Regions from separate parts of the Homo sapiens genome. Here region 1 is linked to region 2. The links are chromatin loops, found by intact Hi-C in ENCODE. Cell type or tissue: ovary. All regions are shown on one strand. Each heading gives the region's core, and the rest is flanking DNA. Links, peaks and the distances in the headings are about the cores only. Region 1 overlaps LOC105371646 (a long non-coding RNA gene). Region 2 overlaps NMNAT2 (nicotinamide nucleotide adenylyltransferase 2).

Evidence for each region. Peaks named below come from ENCODE experiments on the same cell type or tissue, not always from the same donor. Only the 100,000 strongest peaks of a DNase experiment are listed, where the experiment ranks them.
Region 1: a loop joins it to region 2, with 8 times the contacts of the local background. A loop is called at or near these places in 2 of 110 quality-filtered maps.

Annotation. Positions count from the first base shown.
Region 1 is chr1:183,435,062-183,446,841 of GRCh38, reverse strand. LOC105371646 (a long non-coding RNA gene) reads right to left here. Exons shown (of 4, transcript XR_922351.2): 2 at 3,523-3,657. Among named protein-coding and RNA genes, the nearest start is that of NMNAT2, 23 kb to the right of the region's middle. RefSeq lists a silencer at 3,102-3,302. In ovary, for the core only: no CTCF peak of the experiment used is centred there; no DNase peak of the experiment used is centred there.
Region 2 is chr1:183,385,830-183,397,609 of GRCh38, reverse strand. All of the region lies in intron 1 of NMNAT2 (nicotinamide nucleotide adenylyltransferase 2), which reads left to right. Among named protein-coding and RNA genes, the nearest start is that of NMNAT2, 27 kb to the left of the region's middle. In ovary, for the core only: no CTCF peak of the experiment used is centred there; no DNase peak of the experiment used is centred there; H3K27ac peaks cover 1,469 bases.

The sequences.
Region 1 (11,780 bases), core at 1,779-9,778, 50 kb before region 2:
TTATCCAGTGAGTCTGTTCAATGCAATATTGTTAATAATACAAAAGATTGGCAACAACATATATATCCCTCAATAGAATGGCAAAACAAAATGGCACAGGCATTCAGTGAACAACACTCAGCTGTTAAAATAGCCACGTCACTAGCTCTCCATATGGAGAGGTAGCTAAGATATCTTGATAAATGAAAAGATAAAGTAAAATAGAGAGTAGTATGTATATTACGCTACCATCTGTGTAAAAAAAGAAAAATTATATATGTTTAAAAATACATATATACATTTTTATATATAGAATGTCCATGGAAGGAAATTTAAGAAATTGGTAATAGTGGTTGCCTCTGCGGAGGAAAACAGAATCACTGAGAAAAAAGAGAAACTCACTTTTCACGATATGCCTTTTGATTTTGTATACATGAGTGTGTTACCTATTCAAAAATAAACAAAAAAAAGTTTAAAGTCCACACCCAAGCAGAGACACTATTTATTAATTAAATGTAGATACCTCCCCTACACACACTTATGAGACTCTGTGCCAGTGATTCTTGTATTTTTTAAAAGAAATATATCACACAGTCAAGCGTGGTTCCTTCAAAGAGAGCATCACCCTGCTGACTGAGTCCCCTTCTTTTAAAGAGAACAGGCAACTTCTCAAGGGATATTATCTGTGGATCATTAAAGGCCCATCTAACTCAAAACATTTCCTTTTGTTAACTTGTCCCAGTTCTGGAAATCCCTACCCATGGAACTTCTTTTATTTTTATTTTAGGATAAAGGCATTACATTTTCAGGAAGTCCCTGTCAGGCTGCAAATATGTAACCTGGCTAACCTGGAGACATTAGGATGGATATTTTTGTTGGTTCCCTAGCAGAAAGCTGTTTCTTGAAAAATAAGATTGGTTTGGTGGGAGGGAGTTTAAAGACACTGATGCATGCAGTCCTGCAGAGAAAAGTTTACGTCCTGGAGATTTACCAAATGAGAGTTTCTGGGTAGTAACAGGCATCATGAAGGTAATGAGCATTTGGGAGCACTGAAGGAAGGGATGAAGCTTTGTAGAGTGTTACATACAAACCCTACCCAGTTTTTATGAAGCAAGCCATGATTGTATAGTAGGGTGAAGTCCTACACCAAAATTATAGGAAGGCCAAAAGTCACAGTAATTGAATACAGGTTGACAGTAGGCCAGTGCCCTTCAGTATTTTTTAAAGCTATCACAGTAATATAACCTGTTATGAGGTGATTTTAGATACATCATCTGCCCCAATATTAGCCAATGTATGTTCTGAATAATACCAGTCTCTTGGAATGTTAATAGTTGTTGCTAAAATGTGTTTTATGATCAAATAATTTTGGGCAACAGTAGTTTAAGCAGAAATTTTTTTCTTGTTGGAACTTCTCAGAGCCTATAGCATGCAAGTGGGTATTTTTCCAAGGGAAAAACAATTATACACTGTGCCCAAAATTGTCTTCTCACAGAACTCTTTTTTATCACCGTGCATCTCATGCACTAATGTTAGGTGGGACACTTGGGAATCGCTGAGCCTTCCTACTCTTGCCCTGGCCTCCCATTTCTATCCTGATGATCATTTTCACCTTGTCTTACCTTGCCCTCCCCTGAATCATTACATAACCTCTATTATGATGTTCACACTAGGAAAATAATGATGAGATCAAAAGTGATGATGACCTTCACAGAAGGACTTCCTTCCCACTTATTACCATACTCCTATGCGTGAGTAAAGGCTCTGCATTTTTTGAAGAAACTACAGTCTGTAATAAGACTCAGACCAATGTGAGATTGAAGCAGGCCTTAATACTACAATTGTCAGTGAAGCCTGTCCTTTAGGTATCATGATGCTCTCTGTAATTATCCTTTGCCTTCTTGTAGGCCTCAAAAACTGGCTTGGCACTAGGGCTCTCTGAAGCAATCATTGTGTCTTTTTCTACCCTTCCACATTTGATTCTTCTAAGTTCCTAAATCCTTTAAGGCTAAAATTAAGTTTCGTTAGAGTTAGAAACTCCAGACCATGGAAGGCCACCCATCTCTGGACAGTACCTACTGCAAATATTGCATTATTTGGGACTGGGACAGCTCTGGTCAACATAATCTCCGAGGGTCAGAGATAGCAGTCAATGATAGCACCACTTATTATTTTCCTCAAGAGAGGCTGCTTACATATATATTTGTAAAATCAGAATAAGGCTTTCTGTAGCCTTAGAGTCCATCCGAATATTTTGTCTCATTCAAAAGAATCACAAATCCACCTTTAATGAGCTTTGAAAAATAATTTATTTTCACTGAAGGCTCTTGAAGAAGTAGCAAAGTGATGAATCACATCCCATCGCAAACAATGGAACTTAGTCAAAATCCTTCTTTCCTATTTCCCCAAAGCCCCACGCTGCAGAGCAGCTGCTGTCCAAATGCTCCTGCTCAGATTTCAATCACTCTCTTCACCTCTCACCTCCCTACTTTCTCTGTCCCTTTCCCCTTCCTTCCAGATCTTTTCCACTGCAGGTAATTCTTATCTTTTTTTTTCTTTTTAATGTAAATTGCTTTAGCTTCTCCTTCAGTTCTTCTTTCTGTCCCTTACCAACTTTTCTCCCTATTTCTTTCCCCGACTTACCCCTTAGACTCAACAAGGAAGCTGGAGGAGAACAGAAGAAGGGAACATGATCAAGTCTTACAAGTTACTCTTTTTCTCTGACACATATATCTTATATAATACATATGACATTACACATATGTAACATGCTATATACAATATATATGATATATATTATGTTATGTAATATGTCTAGCAGAGCCTCATTATAACAGTCTTTGCCATCTGTCCTGTAAAGCTGCTAAATTAATGGACCAATTAGGTATTTTTTTTTCTGATGCTGTAGTAACTACTTCCCTTTTTAAAGTTTATACTTTTAACTCAATTGCATAGTATAGCAATAGTTTTCTAAGGAATTTCTCCAAAGACTGTGTAATTAAACTGTGTGCAATCAAAGCAAATGGACAGAATTATAGGAATATTGGTCATTCATATTAATAAAGCTATCCAACTATCTTTCCCTGGTCAGATAGTCTGAGCTCACATGGGAAGGCCCTTTTGTGTCTTATTTGTGCTGAAGAAGATAAGGAAAGCATTGAGTAAGAACTAGGTCAGGTCCCTTCCACTGCTTATCACAGTCATCAAAGCAAATTTCTTAGGCTTAGAAGTTTCTCGTCTTTTAAATGGATTTGCTGTTCTTTTTTCTTTTATACAAACCAGAATGGCATTTGCTAATCATCTCACTTTCAAGCAAGTTTACATATCATAGTGTGTGTATGTATAGATTTATGTGAATTTTCTCAAATCACACAAAATTATTTTTGGCTTGCATGTTTAATTATTTGCTGGGCAAATACTTCGTATGTAAACTCTGCAAAAACATATTTCTAGGCTGAGTATAAAATTTTAGAATCAAAAGTAGGAATTTCTTCAGAGAGATGCTAAACTTGAAAAAGAATAGAAAATGTCGGAATATACTACCCAATCCCCTGCTGCTTGATCTTTGTCAGAGTGAAATCAGGATTCAGTGATGAGGACCACATCCTGTTGCCATGGAAATGATTGTGCTGTCACAAATATAGTACTATGACTTCATGGTAAAGAGGAACAGATGGTCTGGAAGAGAATGAAGGCCTAAGGTTAGCACAATTGTTTGGGGAATAAGTCATCTTAGATTCTTTTTGGAAGTAGGTAGAAGCACAAATAATAAGCAAAAATGACTTCACTGTAGCTTTGCAAAAGCCGCTGAGTAAGAAAGAGCTTAGCCAAGGTAAAACTACAAAGCTCTTTTCCAATGAAAGAAAAAAACATTTTAATATAGGATGAAGCACAGGTAACAATACAAAACAGCTTTACAAGTCCATATTCCAAAGTTGCCGCTCCACCCTTCCCCAGCCTCTCACTTGACCACTGTTGAAGTAACTAGCACCTAGAATGCTTAGGGCCAGTGGTAAGCATTAAAAACAAAAACAAAAACAAAAAAAACAGAAACGAGGCTGAAATAGACCGAAACAATATTTGCCATCATTTTTACAATGCCTCATTTTTAGGTATTTCTGGTTTTAGTGTTGGTTTGATTCAGGCATCCTGGATCATATACCTCCAAACAGCCTCAAAACACAGGATTGGATAGTTGAGCTGGTAGGTGTAGGGCCTGCACAGTCAAATCAGGGGCATGTGTAGCTCACTCACCTTGCCCCTGAGTGATCGTGTGTCCAGACCTGGTTCTCCAGCCATGATGACACTCTGAAAACCACTCTCCACTAACAGGACAATGAAACCACGGTGTCCTCAGCTACTCAGAACTGACATTGGTTAGAAGCACTAACTTTTAAAAGGGTCAGCCTGGTATCTTCTCATCATGATATTGTTCATTTAAAGGGCAAAGAAATTTCCCACGCTTATTGTTATGGTCTGAATATTTGTGTCCCTATCTAATTCATATATTGAAATCCTAACTCTTAAGATGATGGTACTGTTAGGAGGTGAAATTGTGCCACAGAGTTAAAGAAGCCAGTGAATAACAGAAATTCTTGAGCTTGTATGAGAGCAGATAAGAAAAGAAACAACTTGCCGAAATGCTGAAACTCCCTCTGCTTGTGATATTTAAAAAAAGAAAAAAAAAAAAAAGGCTGAAATTGATTGGAACCAGCATGGTCAACTGGAGTCTTTGCAGGATAAAATTTTCATTTCCACCATGTTTCCTACTAAGTTCCCCAAATTTGCAAATGTGATTCATGAGGTAGCATGAAGAGATAATTGTGCATGCCTGAGGACTTTCCAGACCTCCCCTTTCTTTCCACCAATCACCTACTAATCCCAGAATCTACCCCATAAACCCTTTCTAATAAAATGACTGCCTTAAAGCCAGCACAGGGAGACAGATTTGATCTGGACTCTTCTCTCCTTGTTGACTGACTCACAATAAAAGCTTTTCTCAAAAACCTGGTGCCATAGTATTGGCTTCTAGTGCCTTGGGTCTAGTGCCTTGGGTAGTGAGCCCTTTTGCTCAGTAACAGTGGGGCCTTTGGGGAAGTGATTAGGTCATGATCTTCATGAATGGGATTAGTGCCCTTATAAAAGGGACTGAAGAGAAACCTCTCACCCCCTTCATCAAGTGAGGACACACTGAGAAAGTGCCTGTGAACCAGATCCTTACCAGATATTGAATCTGCTGGTGCCTTCATCTTGGACTTCCCAGCCTCCAGAACTTTGAAAAATTGCTGCTGCTTATAAGCCACCAAGTTTATGGTACTTTGTTATAGCAGCCTGAATGGACTAAAGCAATTATAAATGCCACTACAATCACTTATCCTTAGAAAAACACTTTTTATTTGGAGTAGAGGCAACAAGAGAGATTTCCCAGCACTATCATTCTCTTGCGTTATCAAGTGAATTAACCAAGAGAAGCTAACATGAGATACTAGCTAGTATGTGCCAATGCAAGTACTTTTTAAAAACATTTATTTTGAAATAAGCTCAGATTTACAGAAAAGTTGCAAATATAGTGCAGAAAGTTCATGGACATCCTTCATCTAGTTTCTGCTAATGTTATATAACCACAGTACAGTGATTGAAATTGTGAAATTATTGGTGCCATACTGTTAATTAAACTGCAGACTTCATTCAGATTTCACCAATGTTTCCTTTTTGGTTCTGAGATCTAATGCAGGAGACCGTGTCACATTTAATCATCATGTCTAAGTCTCCCTCAATCTGTTCCTCAGCCTTGTTTTATCATGACCTTGACAATTTTGAAGACCACTCATCAAGTATTTCATAGAATATCCCTGAATGGGGCTTTCTCTGAAGTTTTCTCATGATTGGACTGAATTATGGATTTTTGGAAAACAATATCATGGAGGTAGAGTGGTCCTCTCATCACATCATATTGAGGGTACATGATCAATATAACTTGTTTACTGATGACGTTAACTGTGATCACTTGGTTAAGGTAGTGCCTGCCAGGTTTCTTCACCGTAAAGTTACCATTTTCCCTTTCCATTCTCTATTCATTCGAAACAATCAGTAAGTCCAATCTACACTCAAAGTAAGTGAGCTACACATGCCCCTGATTTGACTGTGCAGGCCCTACACCTACCAGCTCAACTATCCAATCCTGTGAAGTGAATCAGGCTTCACCTTCTAGACGAAGGTTTATCAAATAATTCGTGGACATATGTTTAAGCTACCACAATAATTAATAAATATTTTTTTGATGAGATACTTTGAGGCTACACAAATATGCTGCTTCTCCTTAAGGTTTTACCTACAAATTTTAGTGGATCTTACCTGCAGCAGTTATTACTAAGGTGCTCTAGTGGTGATTTTAAATGTCCCTCATTCCTTCTACACTTATAATTTAGAATTCTTCTCTAAGGAAGGTTTGCTCTTCTTCCCCTAATTTATTTGTTTATTCATTTACTTATTTGTACTCATTCCATACTATTGTATGGAATGAAATTACATTTTATCTATCTATCTATCTATCTATCTATATATATATATAGTTTGTTTGGATTGTAATCCAATTTTGGGTTATTGGGGGTGGTTTCAGGTTGGCTCCTGTGTCTTGTTTGTTATGCCCTATACAGGAAAGAATCAACAAAGAAGCAAACCCAAGGCTGATATCCTTAGAAGAGGCTGCTTAAAGATTGACTCTTTCCTGACATCTGGGAACCTGGCTTGTGAAAAGTTCCCCAAACCAACATGAAAAGTCTCCTGTATTGATAAGGCTGTTTTGCCCTTGAGGCACTGAATTACCACTTCCTTCAGAGAGTCTGATATTTTGACAGTTTCCAGGCAGAGAATGCCTTTTAGCACTAGCCCCCAAGAAAAACCCTAAACTCTGAGTCTCAAATGGGACACACACACACACACACACACACACACACACACACACACATTGAATTCATATTGTCATTGCCAACTTTATTTAGAACCACAGGATTTATTTCAGTCTTCTCTGCTTGCTTGTTTGTAACTTTTTTCTCTGACAGTGAGAAAGCTGGCTTCCATTAACTACAATTTATTTACTTATTTGTTCAGCCTTAGTATACATGTAAAGTAGTTTCAGAACTGCTAACTTATACTCCTGCCTGAAACATAATGACCAATTAAAGAAAAGCATTTATGCACAGTTGATTTTGCTTTAGCTTTACAGTATCCAGTTAAAACACATTTCCAAAGTTACTTAGGTCAGCTCCTTTTTCCCCAACCGTTTTAGTCAGGTTATGTCATATAATTGTAACACAGATTTGTCAGTCTGCATTTCATCCTGGAATCTCCCCACATCGTGGTTGATTTTTTAAAAAAATGTACACAGTAAATTTCACTTAGGTTTATAATACATTATACCTTAGTTAGAATAAATGTACCTTTTGTGAATGTGGACAAATGCATAGAGTCATGAATCTACCACCACAGTATCTTGCAAAACTGTTCTATTACCCTAAAAATTGTCTTGTGTGATCCCTTCGCAGTCAACCTCTTCTCAACACATGGCAACCACTGATCTGTGTTATCTGTCTCTAGAGCTTTGCCTTTTGCAGAATGTCATGTTAATAAAATAAAATAGGTTGTGATCTTTTAGGTCTGGCTTCTTTCACTTAGCAAAAATTTATTTAAGATTCATCTATGTTGTTGTGTGAATCAATAGTTAATTTCTTTTTATTGCTGAGTAGTATTCCATTGCATGATATACCACAATATGTTAATCTGCTTACCTCTTGAGGATATCTCAGTTACTTCTAGTTTTTGGTAATTATGAACAAAGCTGCTATAGATATTCATTTATAGGTTTCTATAAATGCAAGTTTTCAATTCACTTTGATAATTACCTAGGAGTGGTATTGTTGGGCCACATGATAAGTGTATGTTTAACTTTGTAAGAAACTGACAAACTCATTCTGCCATTTTGCATTACCACAAGGAATGAACAAGAGTGCTTGTTGCACCATGTCTTAACCAGCATTTTGAATTATCATTTTTTAAAAAGTTGCCATTCTAATAGGTATGTTGAGGTATCTTATTGCAGTTTTCATTTGCGTTTCTCCAATGACTATTGTGAGCATCTTTTCATATGCTTATTTGCCACTTGTGTATCTTCTTTGGAAAAGTATCTGTTCAGATCTCTTTTTGTCTTTAATTTATTATTAAATTGCTTTATTTGTTTTTCTTGTTATGAGTTCTTTGTATTTTGGTTGTAAGTCCTTTATTGATATAAGATTTGGAACTTTTTCTGTAGCTTGTATTTTTATTCTACTAACAGCATTTTTGTGTGTGGGGGGGGGGGAGGGCATGTTTGGTGGAAAAGCCAAAGTTTTTAATTTTGTTGGGTCCCGTTTTCATATTTTTCCTTTTATGGATTGTGCTTTTGGTCTCATATCTAAAAACTCATCACCAAACCCAAGATCATACAAAATGCTGTTTTTCTTCTAGAAGTTTTTTATTTCTACATTTTACATTGAGGTGTATGATCCATTTTGAGTTCGTTTTTGCATAGGTGTAAGGTCCTTCCTCTTTCTTTTCCTTTTCTTTTTTCCTTCCCTTTCCTTTTTCTTCCCTTTCCCTTTTCCTTTCCCTTCCCTTTCCCCTTCCCCTTCCTTCCTTCCTTCCTTCCTTCCTTCCTTCCTTCCTTCCTTCCTTTCTTTTCTTTCTCTTCCTTTCAATGTCAAATTATTCCAGTACCATTTGTTGAAAACACTGTATTTTCTCTGTTGAATTGAATTTGAATCTTGTCAAAAATCAACTGATGGCTGGGCGCGGTGGCTCACTCCTGTAATCCCAGCACTTTGGAAGGCCGAGGTGGGTGGATCACGAGGTCAGGAGATCAAGACCATCCTGGCTAACATGGTGAAACCCCATCTCTACTAAAAATAAAACAATAAAAAAAAATTAGCCAGGTGTGGTGGCGGGTGCCTGTATTCCCAGCTAATCGGGAGGCTGAGGCAGGAGAATGGCGTGAACCTGGGAGGCAGAGCTTGCAGTGAGCAGAGATTGCGCCACTGCACTCCAGCCTGGGTGACAGAGCCAGACTCCGTCTCAACAACCAAAAAAAATCAATTGACTGTATATGAGTGCATTTATTTATGGGCTATGTATTCTATTCCTTTGATCTTTATATATTATATTAATATAGTAGTATTAATATCATAATTATAATATTCCCTGTCTAGTTCTAACATCTATGTCATATCTGGTCTAGTTATGATTATTACTTTGTCTATTCAGGCTGTCAACCTAGATGTTTCAATTAATTATAGAAATGATCCTTGAAAGTATAGTATTAGCTGAGATGTTTTAAATACATTATGTTAAAGTTTTCAAATGGATCTAAAAGTTCAAGGAGAATTTTAAAGTATATGTTTATATTTTATGATCATCTAATATAAGATTATTCTGGATCTTGTCATGCAGTGTTAGTCACCATGTTTGTTTCCAGTTTAGTGTATATCAGTGAATACCCATAGTAACAGCATATAATATTTAATGAGTGGGAAAGCATGTTATGTCAGACTTCTGTTAACTTTGCATGTCTTAAATTTAAAGTCATTATTATCCTACATGTATCGCTGTGCTCCTGTGGATTAATTTTACCAGTTTCACAGACAAAACTAGTTTTTTATAGTGTTTATGTTAATTAGACTTTTTTATAAAAATACTTTATTTAATAACGTGAAATTTTGGTTAAACATGATGAAAATGACATAGTACCAGCTAATGCATTGTGGCCAACCTAATATGTAAATTTCTTATATGCATCAAGTGAAGGCTAAATGATGTCATGCTAGGTGTACAAATGAAGTGCTGCTGGTAGATCAAACAGAGAAGAAGAATGAGATAATTAAATAATCTGCACTATAACGTCCATTTCACATTACAAGTGCATATTTTCACTTTGCAAGAGTATATATAAGCAATGCAATATATGCACTTGCAATGTGACAGAAAGCAAAAGAAACTCACATTGCCCTCTCCTCCTCTTTTGGAATTGGCAGCCTCAACCTGAGTCCTTTGAGCAGAGGCAGACCTTCCATAAACTTGTAAGGAAGCAATGCAGTTACCTGTGATGGCACAAGGGTGCTTGGCAAAGTGGGTAGGTGGGACTCGACACCTGGAGGTGTCGAAGCACCTAGTTTCCAAGTTACATAGAAGCACCAAATGGACTAATGGTGGCTCTGGTTGAATAATGCTTTCTGGGTCAGGTGTGGTGGCTCATGCAACCTCAGGGATTTGGGAGGCCAAGGTGGGAGGATTACTTAAGGCCAGGAGTTACCGACCAGCCCAGACAACATAGTGAGACCCCTGTCTCTTAAAAAAAAATAATAATAATAATTTAATTTTTATTTTAGGTTTGGAGGTACATGTGAAGGTTTGTAACATAGATAAACAGGTGTCACAGAGGTTTGTTGTACATATTTTTATAGGTACATCACCCAGGTATTAAGCTCAGTATCCAATAGTTATCTTTTCTGCTTCTCTTCCTCCTCCCACTCTCTCCCTCAAGTAAACCCCAGTGTCCGTTGTTTCCTTCTTTGTGTTCATAAGATCTCATCATTTAGCTCCCACAAAAAAAAATTTTTTTTTAAGTAGCTGGGTGTGGAGGCATGTGCCTGTAGTCCCAGCTACTCCAGAGGCTGATGCAGGATGATCACCTGGGCCCAGTAGTTCAAGGCTGTAGTGATCTGTGATTGTACCACTGTACTCCAGCCTGGGAAACAGAGTGAGATGTTGACCAAAAAATATATATATATCCTTTCCTTTGCTAGGTCTGTTGTATCCACCAGGATACATATAGCTGCAAGTCACAGAACACATGACAAATAGTGGCTTAAGCAATTAACACTATATCTGGCGATAGATGGTTCTGGGGTTGGGAAGTGGCTCCACAATGCCATTAAAGATCAATTATTTTCTCCATGCTGACACCCTCAGAGTCTTCAAAGTTTATCTCATGGTAATAAAATTGCTGCTGCAGCTCCAAGATTACATCTTCATACAGTTGCATTGAACCCTCATCTGTTTTGATCAGGAATAAAAGTCATTCCCAGAAGTAAACTCCTCCTCCCACCCCAGCAGACTTCCCCTCATATATCATTGGCCAGAACTGGGTCACATAGTTACACTGGCTTTAAAGAGAGCTGGGAATGATAGCCTAAAAAGGAAGAAGAGTTGGCAACCAACAGTGTCCACAATACTCAGAAAAAAAAAGTCTCTTTTCCACTTTCTGTCTCAAACGCAACCCTCAAGTTTAGTTAGAAAAAAAGCACCTCAACCGCTCTTCTTTTTGATTCTGGAATTTCTTTCTTAAATAACTTTGTAATCTCTATACTAATATCTAATTTATTTAGACTAATTGGAAACAAGATAAATTTGTTCATTTGAGATTTTTTAAATTATGGAATAATTTTAGCAACATGCATATTTACCACTTTAAACTGCAGCTTATTGGTAAGGACTGGGCTAAATAGGGAAGGCCAAGAACTAATCTTTAATGATGGACGCTTTAATGAATAAACACTAATCACCTGGGATAATTTCATTATTTGTATACAAAAGTATCTATCAATCTTCTTAAGCATTTTTTTTTTCTGAACTCCCCCTCTGCAACCCTGTTTAAGATATGTGTCATTTGTGTGGCGGGGAGGGAGGGGGGACGGGGGTGGCAAAAAGTTAATCAAGGCAGCAACTAAAGGTAACCTAGATAAATTAACCCAACATTGGCTTCTTACTGTATC
Region 2 (11,780 bases), core at 2,372-10,371:
GACAATTATGTGTCTTGGGGTTGTTTTCTCGAGGAGTCTTTGTGGCGTTCTTTGTATTTCCTGAATTTGAATGTTGGCCTACCTTGCTGGGTTGGGGAAGTTCTCCTGGATAATATCCTGCAGAGTGTTTTCCAACTTGGTTCCATTCTCCCCATCACTTTTAGGCACACCAGTCAGACATAGATTTGGTCTTTTCACATAGTCCTATATTGCTTGGAGGCTTTGTTCATTTCTTTTTACTCTTTTTTCTCTAAAGTTCTTTTCTCGCTTCATTTCGTTCATTTAATCTTCAATCACTGATACCCGTTAGGTAACTTGTGTCAAGCTGATACCAGTGGGATAGGAGAGGTCCCCAAACACCAGCAGAACCTCGACCCTGGCTGGTGTCCAGGATCTTGACACTGTCATGAGAAGGAATTCAAGGACGGGTTGGAAAACAGTGAAAGTATGGAGATTTATTGCAAAGTAAAAAGTACACACTCAAGAAAGGGGAGTGCAGACATATTTTCCATTCTCCTGCCACCACCCTTGTCTCAAAGCCCCACAGCAAGTGTTCGGTGGGCAGAAATGTAGACCTATGTGCTTTGACTCTGGAGGTCACAGTTTTGACTACTTCAGGATGCTGCCTTACTCATTTGTTGAGTGTGAAGGTGTTAGCAGTGGAATGCATCCGAGTCACATGGCACCAAACTATGTTAGTGGCAGCAAATCCATATGGGTCTGCAGCAACCTCAATTCTTGCCTCCTCAGAAGAAAGAACTCGACTGAGGGGCATAAGGCAGAGTAACAGACTGAGACAAGTTTTAGAGCAGGAGAAAGTTTGTTTAAAATCTTTAGAGCAGGAGTGAAAGGAAGTAAAGTACACTTGGAAGAGGGCCAAGGGGGTGACTTGAGAGATCAAATGTGCAGTTTGACCTTTTGACTTGGGGTTTTATATGTTGGCATGCTCCCAGGGTCTTGCATTCCTTCTCCTTGATTTTGGGGCAGGCTGTCCGTATGTGCAGTGGCCTGACTAGCATTTGGGAGGGGAGCATGTGCAGTGTGCTTACTGGAGTTATATACACGCTAACTTGAGGCGTTCTTCCCTTACCAGTCAAATGTCCCAAGGAGGTCATATACCAGTTAAACTCCACCATTTTGCCTCTTAGTGCACATGCTTGAGCCCACTCGCCCAACTCCTGAGGTCTTATTGGGAAGCTGCTGATCACCACCTTCAGGTGTTTTCTGTCTACTGGGAGACTGCCTTTCCCTGGTGCTGGCTGCAACCAATTATTATTTTAGAGAGACAGTTAACAACCGCCTGACCATCACCTGATTGTTGCCTGACATTCCTGGTAGGGCAGGGGAGACCTCTCCTGCCCTGCTCATGCCTAACTACCTACTATAATAAAGGAACCCTCAGCATTGTGTTAGGGGCTGTGACAATTCAGAGACAGAAGATAGCCTCCTCTGGCACTTATGTCTACCAAGTAAACTAGTGCCAGGGTTTGTTTGCAGAAAGGCTGGCACTGCTCTGGGAATCTTGCTCAAGGCATCCAAGTGTGGTAGGGCCAGAGGACTCTGCAGGCCACCAAAGAGACCCATGGACAAAGCCAGAGGACAGTGAGAGGAGCAAAAGGAAGGGGTCAACAGCAAACTAGGAGTCACTGCTGGGAAATAGGAGAAGTCTGGGACCAAATCTAGAAGGGTCCTGGGTGATGAGGATGAACATTGCGAAGAAGCCACACTCACCTTTATGCTAAAGGTACAGGATCAGAATAGACAGATACAAATATGAAATTCCCCCCTTCTTTTACATTGCAGTTGGCAGAAATGCCTACAGATTATTATTCAATAACCTCCCCTCTCCCAATACACTGTAAAAAGTGTAACACCTCCTTTATTGGACTGTTGTAAGAATTAAATGAAATAATGTGACCATATGGTAAGGCACCTCCTTGGACCTCTTGATTCTCACCTTGGGTCCCAGTGCTTCATTTCACCCCCTGCAAAATCATGGCTCCAGTCCCTACTTACTGACAAGTGATGTAAATTTCAGTAAACATTTTACAAAGAGATGGCAGATGTTATAGTGTACATCACCCACCATTTCCAAATATCCCACTCAACTCTAGGGAGAGGAAATTTTGTTCTTCTCTTATTGGAAGCAGGTTTATCTCTCTTCCTCCTGAAACTCCTCTTGGCCATGTCCTTCCTACAAAATGCCCTGGCTTCCCCTGCCCCCGACTTATCTTCCTTGACCCACCTCTATCACATTTTCTACCACTCTAAATCCCTTGATGTGGCTGCACATCAAGTGATTTAGAGTGGTAGAAAAGGTGATAGAGGCTGGCCTGCCCTGCTCAACAAGCAAAATCCACCACTGCTAGTTAAACTCTGGTCAGATGTAGTTCTGCAAGCATGCCCCTGCATATATATGTAAGGTTATAGCCTATCCTTTCACATATGGAGTTTTTAGCACATTGTCTAGTCCAGAGTAAGTGATGGATAAATGGGAGCAATATTATCAGTTGTTGCCAGTGTCTGTCTCATGATATCTTTCCTGGGCCAGTATGCAGTCACCCCTGAATACCTGGTTGCCCATGGTAGTGAAGGGCTGGGAGAATGGCTGAACGGCAAAGAAGGGTGGGTAACTGCCATCCGGGGATATTGTGGGCTGGCTGGATCTCTGAGAGGCCTGCAGACATGTGGACATTGTCAATGAGCATCCAGAAATCACTAGAGGAGCTGCCTCCTGCCAAGGACAGTTTGCTCCTCTCTTTTTTGTAACCACTGGTGGCTTCACTGTCAGTGAGAATGGAGTGACTTGCGAAGACATCTGCCTGTTCCTGCTGGGCAGAGGACCTCATTGAGATGTGAGCCCCTGGTGGGTTCTGCAGTGGAAGGCTAGAGGAGGCTATGCCCCTAATCTCGCTGTAGAAGAGGCAACTTTAGCCACTGCTGGAAGGATCTGGGGCTGACAGTCAGGTGGCTCTCATCCTGTATGAGTGCTGGCAAAAGAACCATGGTTTTCAGCCAGATTTTTGCTCCTGTCCTACCCCATTGTCTTTTCTCACCCTCACAAAGCCTTTCACTGAAAATAATGGAGACTTAGAGTAGAGAGAGGCTCTACAGAATAGAAAATAATCAAATTTGCAGTTGGAAAAGAAGTCATTAATTTGCTTATTGGATACTTTCGATGACAAGGTGCTCATTTCCAGACTGTTTCACTGTTGGGCAGCTTCATTTATTAGAAAGCTCTTCTGTCATGAATAAAATCTGTGCTCTTACAACTTAGTGTTTGTCTTAGCACTATCTTCTGAAACTCTTGACTAGGCTCTGCTTTGTTTTGCTTTATTATCACCCCCATTTCCTGACACCTAGACAGAATCTTGAACATCTTTGATACCCAAATGCATAATAATACAATTTGTAGCATCACCAGCCAGCAAGTAGAGGCACTGTCCATTCTGTTACCAGTTGAAAATTTGTGGGTAACATGTTAATAAGTTATTAGTGGGCATCTCAAACATAGCTCACTTGCTATGCTTCTCATCAACCTCTATCTCTTTTCCCTTCATAGCACTATCATCCTCTGACTTATTTTAGGTGATTCATTTATTTGTTTATTGTCCATCTCTTCTCTGAGAATATAAAGTCCATGAGAGCATAAGCTGTCCCAGTTTGTGTTGTCCTGAACTGTATCCCATTTAGAGAACAATGTTGAATCTGGGAAGCACTCAGTTAATGTTTTTTTGAATAAATCAAGAGCCAAGGCCCTGAGCAGTGGCTCACGCATGTAATCCCAGCACTTTGGAAGGCCGAGGCGGGAGGATTACCTGAGGTCAGGAGTTCGAGACCAGCCTGGCCAACATGGTGAAACTCCGTCTTTACCAAAAATACAAAAATTAGCCGGGCGTGGTGGTGTGTGCCTATAATCCCAGCTACTCGGGAGGCTGAGGCAGGCGAATCGCTTGAACCCGGGAGGCAGAGGTTGCGGTAAGCCAGGATCATGCCACTGCGCTCCAGCCAGGGTGACAGAGTAAGATTCCGTCTCTAAATAAATAAATAGCCAAATTAGGATAGTGAAGTTTCCAGATTCTGTCAGTATTCACTCAAGCACTCCAGAGAACAGCAAGCTGTTTTTTTTTTTTAAAGCCAACTGTGTAGCAGCCATGGTCCTTGAGTGAGGGGACTTAGGATTTACTCCAAGGTTCATCCCAAGTTTGCACTCATCATCTGGGTGACCTTGAAGCTGGGCGTTTAACCATTCTGAGGCTTAGCATCCTCATCTGTAAAATGGGATTGGCACCATCTGCCCTATTTAACTCACAGGGTTGTCCTGAGGTTGAAATATGACTGTATAAGAGAAAGAATTTTGTAAGCTGGAAAACTATGATATATAAACATGAGTTATGATGATGATGACAACTGAAGTTATATAATCTTGATAAAGTGAAAGTGTATTTAGTCTGAGAAGGAATTTATCTTCCACTCGAGGTGAATTAATTCCTGGAGCAGCTAGGGATCATGTGATCTCCAGAGATGCTCTCTGTGAGTTTGCTCACCGACACCACCACCATTTGAGTGCCTACTATGTTAAGACAGTCACAGAGAACAAAACAGAATCCTTGCCCTTATGTGTTTACAGTCTAGAGGAGGCAGAAAGACAATCAACTAAATAAATAAGGAAATGATGTAGTATGTTAGGGTTACAAGTATCAGGAATTAAAAAAGAAATAAAATGGATAGAGGACTAGTGAGTATGGGGTTGGGGGATTGCAATTGCAAAAGGTGATTGGGGGAATCACATTGAGGTGACTCCTGAGCAAGGACTTGAAGGAGATGAAGGATTTAGCCATATGAAGAATGCTTCTGGGAAAGCATTCCCAGCAAAGGGAATAGCAGTTGCAAAGTCCTGAAGCTGAGCGCTTCCCTCACATGTCCAAGAAGCCAACAAGGCTAGTATGTTTGGAGCGGAGGAAGAGAGAGGGGGTGGTAGATGGGATTAGAGACATAGTGGATGCCCAGGTTGTGTAGGGCCTTATGTAACATTGTGAGGACTTGGGCTTTTACTCCAATGGAGAAAGGGAGCCATTTGAAGGTCTTGAAGAAAAGTGTTACATGATTTGGCTTTCATTATATTTGTTCTAGCTGCACTGATGAGAACCATAGGGGTTGAGAATAGCAACAGGGGAACTAGTTAGGAAGTTACTGCGTGTAATCTATAGGAGAGGTGATGGTGGTTTGAACCAGGGAGGTAGAGGGTAAAAGTGATAGGGTATCAGATATATTTTGTAGGTGGATTTGCTGTTGAATTGGCTTTGGTGAGAGAGAAAAAGGAATTAAGAATGAGCCAAGGCTTTTGGCCTGAACCCTTGGAAGAATGGAGTTTCCATTTATTGGTGTGGGGTATCTGTGGGAAGAGCAGGTTTGGGAGGAAATGTCAGGAGCTCGGTCTTGGACATGTTGCTTCTGAAAGGATGATTAGACATTCAAGTGGAGATGTTGAGTAAGCATAGTTCAGCCTGAGCCAAAAATAAAAATATATAAATAGTAAATAAAGTCAGGAGGCATCAGCATAGAGTTGGTATTTAAAGCCATGGGACTGGCTGAGAATACCAAGGGAGTGAATGCATTGGAGAAGAGGTCAAGGACTGAATCCTGGGGCACTGCCATGTTTGGGGATTGGGGAGATGGGGAAGAGGCAGCAATGCTAACAGTGAAAGAGCAGCCAGGGAGACAGAGGAAAATCAGGAGACAGTGATGCCCTGGAAGTCAAATGCCATCAGTGTTTAGGGGGCACGATCAATCATGTCAGACATTTCTGAGAGGACAAGTAAGGTGAGCACAGAGAAGTGATTGTTGGAGTGAACTGAAGTGGAAGCCCACTTTGAAGGCTTTGACACGAGCAGATTTGCTGGAATGAAGGGGGCAGAAGCTGGACTGGAGTGAGTGTCAGAAAGTAAAAGGAGTGTAATGGAGAGCACCTATTTAAACATTCTTTTGAGGAGTATTTTTCTAAAGAGGAGCAGAGACAGGGTATGGCTGGAAGATACAGGTCAAGAAAAGGTCTTTGTTTTTTGCTTATTTTTTTTTAAGATGAGAGAAATAACAGCATGCTTTTATGCAGATGGGAATCATCCAAAAGATATGGAAGAACGGATGGGGCAAGGCTGAGAAGGGAGAAATCTCGAAAGAATGTCCAAGCACATTAGAGTAGGTTATAGGTATTGGGTCAAGCCAAAATGGAGGAGTTGGCCTTGCCTAGAAGCACCAACAATTCATCTATATGTAGAAGAGTAGAGAATACAGAGTTACAGACAGGTAGGTGGATAGAAGTGGTGGGAACATGGAGAAATTCCCTTCTGAGAGCTTCTGTTTCCTGAGTGAAATAGAGAGAAAGGTCATCCTTGCAGAGTGAGGATGAGGATGGGAGGAAGCAATGGGATTTGAAGAGAGAAGAAGCAGGCAAAAGAAGCAGAGACAGAGCCTAAGTGATGTGGTGTGGAGGCATTTCTCCAAGGCCTTTGGCATTAGTTCCAGTGAGGGAACTCTTCTATGCTCATTGATGCTGCAAAATACCAGGTGGCCCTATCCCTCCTTCAAAACTTCTTGGTCAGGTTTGTGTTAATTTTTAGGCATAAGTTTTGCCTGAAACTTGTGTTAATTTTTAGGCATAAGTTTTGCCTGAAACTCACGTGCATCACCCCAAATGATTTCAGGCTGTGGAGGCTATCAGAACTGTCATGATATTTTCAGAAATTGACTTCATAGAAAGAAAATAATAGGTTTTGCTCTGACCCAAGCTGACCTTCAAAATGTTCCAAATGCATGCAGCATCACATGGTTGAATTTCACCATCACATCATTAGTTAGGGAGTCCGTTCTGGCCTGAAAGAGGAATTACTTGTTTCTTTCATTTTAGACAAATGTGCTATCCTTTACATTTCTCCCCAGCAAAAACTACTTTGGTTTATCTCACCAGGCATCCGAAGCATGAGTTATTTTGTGTTTTTTCAATTTTAAGTGCTCTCTTAAATCACTACCTTGTAAACAGCAGCCAAGAGTCTTCAATTTGGGTTTTAAGTATAATTTGTATAACTACCATCAGAATCAAGCAGCCAACAAGTATATGTGAGACAATTATGATGTACTCTCCTAGAAATCATAATGTGTGGTGATAGCATACCCGGCGTTAAACAAAGTGCTGATGAAGACAAGATGGGATGCTTTCTCAGGCTCAGCTCCGTTATAATAAGGAAACTGAGGACTGAGGGCATGGAGACAAGATTAGGGTGTGAAGGTAACTTTGACTGTTGACATTTCCTCACTGTAAGCACTAAGTGAGCACTTAATTCATTAAGATCTGTGTATCTCATTTTCCAAGGCTGACTGGTACCATGGGCATTTTTGAGTAGCCGTTTTAACATTGATGTTCATGCGGCTCACCCTATTCAGTAATTTCTGATTTGTAAACACACAGAGAAAACAGCAATGTTCCCCACCTTCCCGTACCACTGCTGCCCACAGTAGTGTAGTTAATGCCCTGTGTAGTTAATGCCTTCCAAACCCCTGGCACCACAGAAACAATGTTCTATATCGTGATGAGCTTCTATTGCACTATCCTGTAAAAGCTTTGGTGCATGGGTCCTTTTAGATAGTTAAGAGTTTACTTTAAGGACAAAGAGAGAACTAACGTATTTTCTTTCTTTCCTTCCTTCCTTCCTTCCCTCCCTCCCTCCCTCCCTCCCTCCCTTCTTTCTTTCTTTCTTTCTCTTTTTTCCTTTCTTTCTTTCTTTCTTTCTTTCTTTCTTTCTTTCTTTCTTTCTTTCTTTCTTTCTTTCTTTCTTTCTTTCTTTCTTTCTTTCTTTCTTTCTTTCTTTCTTTCTTTTTTGACAGGGTCTTGCTCTGTTGCCCAGGCTGGAGTGCAATGGCATGATCTCAGCTCACTGCAGTCTCAACCTCCAGGGCTCAAGCAATCCTCCCACCTCAGCCTCCCAAGTAGCTGGGACTACAGGCATGTGCCCCCCTGCCCTGCTAATCTAACCTCTTTAATACCTACTTTGCACAAGGTGCTTTTGCCTGTTTTGTCCCATTTAATTCTCAAAACAGCCCTGTCAAGTTGGTTTTATCCCCACATTTATAAGATGAGAAGACCTAGGTGGCGAGAGGTTATGTAATTTGACTGAGATAAGGCAACTACAAAATAGTAAAGCTTGGATTCAAATTCAATTCTTGGTATGTGACAAAACAAATAAAAATATTTTTGAAAGAGAATATTATTTTTAATTTCCATGCTTCCTCCTGGAGGATGGATCCCAAAGGAATGTGTTCTTTGCTCAACAGAGATGACAAGTGTGAGAAGGTAAACTAGAGACTCTATATTACTCAGCAGAATAATAAGGGGGATATAGAGATTCAGGAAGAATGTTAGCTGGGGACCTGCAGTGCTGGAGGGGTGATACTGTGAGAGGGTGAAGGGATGGCCAGCTGGCAGGCGAGGAGCTGGCTGGGGACAGAGATACCTGATGAAGATTTAGGGAAGAGCAAAGTGCTGTGCTCTGCGTAAGGCTGACGCTCTCCTCCATTCCCTAACTCCCTCCTGAAATCACCAGTGAAACCCTTTCTTTTCCTTGTGCTCCATGACGTGTGTTTGCTTTGAGGGTAATGGAATCACGTTGGTATACTTACTCAAGGTTGGCTGGCAAGAACAAAGGCTGCCCACAAGGGTCTGGTGAGGATCTTCAAAGCCCATTCTTTTTCAAGAACTCATGAATATTTACTGAGTTATTTTTGTGTGCCAGGCATTGTTCTAGGGCACCAGAAATACATCGATAAACAAGAATGAAGTCTCTGCCTTTATGTAGTTTATAGCTGGGGGAGACTGACAATAAGAAAACAAAGAAATGCTATGAAGAAAAATATAATGGAGAATTATTTTAAAAGTGTTGGAGTAGAATGTCCTTAAATAACTTTGACAGGAGTCTTCTTTATTAAAGACAGATAATTGAACTGAGGACTAGTGGTTGCAAACATTTAACAGTTTTTTATTGATTAATTACAAGGTGCAACATCGAATTCTAGATATTGTAGCAGGTGAACTGAACATAGGTCTTCAAGGACCATATGGTTAATAAGGGAGATGTGACAAGTTTATTAGTAATTTTAGAAGTGATGAGTTACCTACAATGCCATGAACCTTCCAATGCATTTGGCAGAGGTGTTTTTCTTTAGGACCCTGAAATTGGCCCAGAGTGAGAAGAAAGCCCTAGAAGGGCCCCACTCTGCCCCCAGTTTGCTACATCCCTGCCTGCTTAAGGTTTCACCTTTTTTTCCCCAAATAAATGTGTGCGCCTCCATATTCTTCAGTTTACCAGGCTGTCTTCCTGCTCATGGCTCATCTTTTCTCTAGTAGTCCTCGCTAAGGTAGGAGAGCCTAATGGTTAGGTCCATGGTTTCTCAGCTCAGTCACTTGTAGCTGGACCACTTTGGGTAAGTTACTGATCCTGGGCTGTAGTTTCTTTATCTATTAAACTGCAGATATCATTGTACCTGCTTTGTGAGTTTCCTGTGAAGATCAAATGAATTAATTTATATAATTAGAAGAGTGCCTGGCACATAGCAAATTTCAAGTTAGAGTTAGCTATTATTAACATTATTCTGGTGTTCTCTAAGGGTTTGTTATTACTATTTGGACTGACCTCACTCACTAGTACCTTAAGACCACCCGACTGAGAATCTACCTCCTGACTCCCAATCAAACAGGAAGGCCACCAGTGTTGAGCCTTCGGCACTTCAGATTTGGGATTACAAAAAAGAGATTTACCTCTACGTGAGACATATGAAAACACCAATGAAGTGGTATTTGAGATGGACCCTGGAGATGGGGAGGATGCAAACATTTGGTGGGGAAGAGGAGGGGAAAGCCATTTCATCAGAGAGAATACCATGAGCAAAAAGACAGAAGCTGGGCATTTGGGGCCAGCACTGAAATGTTGTTTGGTTTGATTTGCCTCAACATTGAACGCACCAGGTTAAGACCAAGAGATAGATGTGGAAACATAGTAGATTAGTTGACAAATTGTGGAGGCATGTGAATGTTAAGATTATTGGTGTTAGACCTTGTAGGCAAATTGAAAACTATTGTGGATTTTTAAGGATCCAGATTTGTTCTCTGCTATAAAGTAGATGTGTGGCTGTAAGAGCTGTTTACCTCAATGGTAAATGGCCCAAAACTACCGTAATTTTCTGAATTCTTCAATTATTTTTTTCTTACTAGTCTTATCTATCCATTAGGTGCTCTACAGGGATTGGGCAATGAATTAATTATATATTCCAAATCAAGGGTCATTAATATTTTCTCGATAAGAACAGGCAAAAAAAAAAAACACAGGGATCTTCCATCACAGAAATATAAACTAAGAGCTGTAGATGAAATTTCAAAATAACATTTAATTCATGAATATAACTACTTATACAGATTTAGAATTATACTCTATATATTATTAATTTATAAATATAAACTAATACATTATTTATGTATGATATTATTATTGCTTTTCTTCATGCACATTTTATCAAACAATTTCTTCAAACTAATCACAGGCATTTTCAACATCAATTTCTCTGTTGTCATTAAACTGAATTTTTGAATCATCAAAACATTTTTTAATAGTTTTCCAGAGCAAAACATCTTCGCATTTAACTAAGTTGTTTGATATAAAGTACTTCTTGCATCTCTGTATAATAAAATTTTATCATTACTCTAAGTGTCCTAACTATGTGTCCATTTGTATAATGTAAGAACAGTTTTGATTTTTTTCATTTATCCTATAACTAGCGATCCATGAGCTCCACAACATAACTATATATTATACTGCTTTTGTAATTGTTAAATAATTTTTTATTTTGTGCAAAATGTTGACACAAGAATGTCAAGTGAAAAAGGCAGAATACATAACTATAGAAAGATAGTATGACCTCAACTATGAAAAAATAATATCCAAACCAATTATTTTGCTTTTTAAAAGTGATCTTTTTAAAAATTCATATAAAATGACGAGCCCTTGCTATTGTGAGGTTATTTCTCCAAAAATAATTATTATGTTTGTGTTAAATTTCTTTGCTTTTGCTTTTTATCAGTTTCATAAGATGTTTTCTATAAACACTCAAACTTAGCATAAATAGCATTTGTTTTAGGTGAATATAACTTCCCCCAAATGGTACATTGCTATTCAAAATAAGGTAATTGAAAGGGCACCTCAAGATATTGGAAACTTTGTAAAGATTTATACATGAGATAACTCTGTCTTTCCTGAGGGATTTTTTTTGGTGGGGGACACCTTACCTTATATTTGGATATATATGGCTTTCTAAATCTCTCAAAGGTATCTTGTGATACCTTTGTTCACAGATCTTCCATGACTTTTAATCTTCTCGAAGTGGATATAATTTTTGTTTACAAGATAGTCCTTCCGGTAACAAAATATATTTAAATACTATGCTGTAGTAGAGTTAAAAAAACAAAAACAAACACAACAAATTTTTAAGTCCCCTAGCACAGTCCTCCCAAGTAGCGTCCGGTCTCAGTTTTTATGTCTCTTCTCTGGAGCTTCCCTGACATTGTGGCCCAGTTCCCTTCTATGCTGTCAGCATCCAGGCCTCATCCCCTCGGGCCCTCATCAGTGACTCATAGGCACCGACTTGCCTGTCTGTCTTTCTAAATAGACACGTGGCATCCTGAGGACAGGCACTGTGTCTTGGTCTGAGAGAGGAACGATCAAATAAGGGTCACATTT